Linked DNA regions of Homo sapiens: region 2 is linked to region 1. A link is an interaction called in ENCODE POLR2A ChIA-PET data of the cell type or tissue named here. Cell type or tissue: GM12878. All regions are shown on one strand.

What was found. ChIA-PET counts read pairs that join two places held together with the same protein. Peaks named below come from ENCODE experiments on the same cell type or tissue, not always from the same donor. Only the 100,000 strongest peaks of a DNase experiment are listed, where the experiment ranks them.
Region 2: POLR2A ChIA-PET joins it to region 1 with 6 read pairs; 7 of 35 experiments call an interaction of 5 or more read pairs at or near these places.

Annotation. Positions count from the first base shown.
Region 1 is chr16:14,313,798-14,316,297 of GRCh38, reverse strand. The region is part of intron 1 of MIR193BHG (MIR193b-365a host gene); the gene reads right to left. Among named protein-coding and RNA genes, the nearest start is that of MIR365A, 5.8 kb to the right of the region's middle. In GM12878, no CTCF peak of the experiment used is centred here; no DNase peak of the experiment used is centred here; H3K4me3 peaks cover 540 bases; H3K27ac peaks cover 925 bases.
Region 2 is chr16:14,577,638-14,580,137 of GRCh38, reverse strand. The region is part of intron 18 of PARN (poly(A)-specific ribonuclease); the gene reads left to right. Among named protein-coding and RNA genes, the nearest start is that of PARN, 51 kb to the left of the region's middle. In GM12878, no CTCF peak of the experiment used is centred here; no DNase peak of the experiment used is centred here.

The sequences.
Region 1 (2,500 bases):
AGCTGGGCGTTGTACCCTAGAACTTAAAGTATAATAATAAATAAAAAAATAAAACACTGAGACAAAAAAAAAATTAGCTGGGCATGGTGGCGGGCACCTGTAATCTCAGCTACTCAGGAGGCTGAGGCAGGAGGATCACTTGAACCAGGGAATCGTAGGTTGCAGTGAGCCGAGATTGCGCCACCACACGCCAGCCTGGGCAACAGAGCAAGATTCCGTCCCTCCCAACCAAAAAAAAAAGGCAGAGTTGAGCAGCTGCAACAGAGACTGTATTGCCTGCAAAGGCTAAAATCTTCACAATGTGGCCTTTTACAGAAATGGGCTGCTGACCCTTGGAATGGAAGATCCAGGCCTGAGCCCCAGTTCCTCACATGCCGGGTATGTGGCCTTGGACGTCAGTGCATCTCTCTTTCCTCATCAGTAAGCTGGAGATACCAATAATCCCTTTTTATATGTTGCTTATGCAACTGAAATGACTGACTTCATACAGGTGCAGCGCCTAGTACATACAAAGCATTCAATACATATCGATGGTTATGATGTTATTTAGAAAGTGAGGACAGCTTCTGCTTCACAGCATTATTTGAAACAATGGATCATACCTGTGCAAACAGCTGGCAAAGAACATTATAAAAATATATTGGCCAGGTGTGGGGGCTCACGCCTGTAAACCCAGCAGTTTGGGAGGCTGAGGCGGGCAGATCATTTGAGGTCAGGAGTTCGAGACCAGCCTGGCCAACATGGTGAAACCCCATCTCTACTAAAAATACACAAATTAGCTGGGCACGGTGGTGTGTGCCTATAATCCCAGCTACTGAAGCTGAGGTGGGAGAATCACTTGAACCCTGGAGGCAGAGGTTGCAGTGAGCTGAGATGGCACCACTGCACTCTAGCCTGGGCAACAGACTGAGACACTGTCTCAAAAAAAAAAAAAGTTTTGTTATAAATATCTTCTAGGCTTTTGAAACCATTCTTTGCTTCTTAGTACCATTTAGGAGTTTTGAGTGTCAATAAACTTCCAACTTCAGAGGAAAAGGAATCTTTCCTTCAAACCCTCTCATTAACCAATTCAGAAGACCATAACCCATGACCCCTGGCTGGGTCTTGAACCTGCCTGAACTAACATCCAAGTATTCTTTGGGCTATACTCTGCCTCTTCCCCACTATAGGCACTCGAGAAGCCAAGCCCATATGCCTTTATTTTTAATTTAATTATTTTGAGATGGAGTCTCACTGTCACCCAGGCTGGAGTGCAGTGGTGAGATCTCGGCTCACTGCAACCTCCGCCACCAGGTTCAAGCGATTCTCATGCCTCAGCCTCCTGAGTAGCTGGGATTACAGGCGCACGCCACCAGGCCAGGCTAATTTTTGTATTTTTACTAGAGACGGCATTTTACCATGTTGGCCAGGCTGGTCTCAAACTCCTGACCTCAGGTGATCCACCTGTCTTGCCCTCCCAAAGTGCTGGGATTACAGGTGTGAGCCACCGCGCCTGGCCTCCACATGCCTTTAAATACTTGTGTTACCTCTGAACCCCCCACCAGAGCCCGTTAAGCAGGAATCTACTCCAAGGTGTGGGCACACAGGTTTGGGGCAGGGGGAGGGTCTTAGGGGACCCTCAGGGGCTGTCCAGAAGTCTACTGGGGGATGGAGGGTGGTGTTCGGGATGATTGACATCTGACACTGCACCACTGACTTGCTTCCCTGGAAGGTGTCATTTAAGTAGGTTGGGTCCGGGGAGATAGAGCAGTCTCCGATTCACTGGCTTCATGTTAAAACTATTAACTGAACATCTAACACAGACCAGGCCCTGAGGATACAGCAATGAAGGAGTGATGCCCTCTGCCCTTAGCAACTGCCCCGCCTGCCTTTTAATGTTGGCAATTCAGCCCCATAAGGAGTCTTCACATTCTCCCAGGATCTCAGTCCTACTACAAAACACCATCCTGATGACTTGGAAGGTGACTGTGGGCCTGGCTGTGTGATATATGGCTGGTAGGAGTTAAGAGTGACAGCTCTGGAGTACTTTAGATCAGGGCAGGATTGGCTACATAATTTGCAAAATGAAAATGTGAGGCCCCTTGTTCCAAAGTTAGTAAGGCTGGAGCAAAATTGTTAAGGTGGCACTATCACAGCTCACTGCAGCCTGGACATCCTGGGCTCAAGCCAACCTACCCCCTCAGCCTCCTGAGTAGCTGGGACTACCGGGGCGTGCCACCATGCCTGGGTCATTTTTTTGTTTTTGTTTTTAAAGAAATGAGAGTGTGGCTATGTTGCCCAGGCTGGTCTGCAACCCCTGGTCTCAAGCAATTCCCATGCCTTGGCCTCAAAGCAGTCAACTAAGCGTGGGTCCCAGCCCCTGGAAACCAGCCCTGCATCTGAGGTCACACTGCTTGCCTGCTGGTTAACCTTAAATACCTCTCTTCACCGGCCTGAGCCTCAGTTTCCCCAGCCTCAGATGTCAATTAGGCTCACCTGCAGGTTGGCTGTGGCCATTAGG
Region 2 (2,500 bases), 260 kb before region 1:
TTAGCCGGCACGGTGGCGGGCGCCTGTAGAAAACATGATTTTCTTAGCTCTTTTATTTTTTGGGGCAGTGTTTGTCTTTGGAAATGTAGCCTTTGCTGTAGACCATGGAACCCACAGGTGATTGATGTTAAATATAGTTCTTTTTTTTTTTTTTTGAGATGGTGTCTCACTCTGTCACCCAGGCTGCAATGTGGAGTGCAGTGGCACAATCTCAGCTCACGGCAATGTCTGCCTCCTGGGTTCAAGCAGTCCTCCTGCTGCAGCCTATGGAGTAGCTGGAACTACAGGCATGTACCACCACACCTGGCTAATCTTTATATTTTTAGTAGAGATGGTGTTTCACCATGCTGAATAGGCTTCTCTCGAACTCCCTGACCTCAGGTTATCTGCCCACCTCAGCCTCCCAAAGTGCTGGGATTACAGGTGTGAACCACCGTGGCCAGCTAAATATAGGTCCAATTATGATTGTTCCCTTACATTTTTATGTACTTGATGTTAAATTCATTGTTCTGCAGTATTTTTCAACTGAGAGATGTTGACTCATTTGTATTATTATTATTATTTTTTTGAGTCACGGTCTTGCTCTTTTTTCCATGCTGGAGTGCAGTGGCATGATCTTGGCTCACTGCAGCCTCCACCTCCTGAGCTCAAGTGACCCTTCCACCTCAGTCTCTTGAGTAGTCATTTGTAAATATTTACACGCTGTAAATATTAAAACAGTAATCCTGCTTCTCCACTAAAGTCAGCTCCTTATAAAATCAGATGTTGGATGCAAACTGGGTTAGATGTGGGCTGCATCTAGTTTATCAGTCATGTATGTGACCAACATGCAGAGCAATCAAAATAAACTTTGATTAAAAAGCTTAGCTGGGCTGGGTATAGTGGCTTACGCCTGTAATCCCAGCACTTTGGGAGAACAAGGCGGGCAGATCACTCGAGGTCAGGAGTTCGAGACCAGCCTGGCCAGCATGGTGAAAACCGGTCTGTACTAAAAGTACAAAAATTAGCCTGTATTCCCAGCTACTCGGGAGGCTAAGGCAGGAGAATCGCTTGAAACCAGGAGGCGGAAGCTGCAGTGAGCCAAGATCACACCACTGCACTCCAGCCTGGGCAACAGAGTGAGACTCCCTCTCAAAAAAAAAAAGAAAAAAAAGCTAGCTGAGACTTTCTGTATTTCTAGATCAATCTAATATTGCTAATACTGTGCAGGACTATTATTGAAAAGAACTAGACAGTAAATGTGTAGGCTTATTTTGAATTGGGACATCTGTCCATTCAGAATTTTTTTGTAAAACCTAGATGCATACCAAGAGTAGTTGAATAGGAGGTGGGATTTGGGAATCCTTCTGTGATTATTTTTTTGGTCTATTTTTTTCCAATCTGTAAAGGAAGAATATTTTCTTCATCATTAAAGGAAAAATATTCCTGCAAGATTTGAAATACAAAATAAGAACTGTGTTTTTTTTCTTTCTTTTTTTTTTGAGATGTTGTTTCACTCTTGTTGCCCAGGCTGGAGTGCAATGGCGTGATCTCGGCTCACCGCAACCTCTGCCTCTCGGGTTCAAGTGATTCTCCTGTCTCAGCCTCCCAAGTAGCTGGGATTACAGGCAAGTGCCACCATGCCCGGCCATTTTTTTGTATTTTTAGTAGAGATGGGGTTTCTCCATGTTGGTCAGGCTGGTCTCGAACTCCTGACCTCAGGTGATCCACCCGCCTCGGCCTCCCAGAGTGCTGGAGTTACAGACGTTAGTCACCGCGCCTAGCCAAGAACTGTTTTTATTCCTCTTTTTTTTTTTTTTTTTTTTTGGTGAGACAGAGTCTCACTCTGTCACTTAGGCTGGAGTGCAGTGGCGTGATCTCAGCTCACTGCAACCTCCACCTCCTAGGTTCAAGTGATTCTCCTGCCTCAGCCTCCTGAGTAGCTGGGACTACAGGCTCGTACCACCACGCCCTGCTAATTTTTGTATTTTTAGTAGAGACAGGGTTTCACCATGTTGGCCAGGCTGGTCTCAAACTCCTGACCTCAGGTGATCCACCTGCCTTGGCCTCCCAAAGTGTTGGGATTACAGGCGTGAGCCACCATGCATGGCCTGTTTTTATTATTATTTATTGGAATAACTTGGTTAAGTATAGGCATTCATTCTTAACCCCCTTAGAAAGTGGGTTTTATGGCCAGATGCGTTGGCCTATGTCTGTAATCCCAGCACTTTGGGAGGCTGAGGCGGGCGGATCACCTGAGGTCAGGAGTTCAAGACCAGCCTGGCCAACATGGCGAAACCCTGTCTCTACTACAAATACAAAAAGTAGCTGAGCGTGTTGATGGGTGCCTGTAATCCCAGCTACTGGGGGGGCTGAGGCAGGAGAATTGCTTGAACCCAGGAGGCAGAGGTTGCAGTGAGCCGAGATTGCGCCACTGCATTCCAGCCTGGGCAACAAGAGTGAGACTCTATCTCAAAAATAAATAAATAAATGTAAGTAAGTAAGTAAGTAAAGTGGGTTT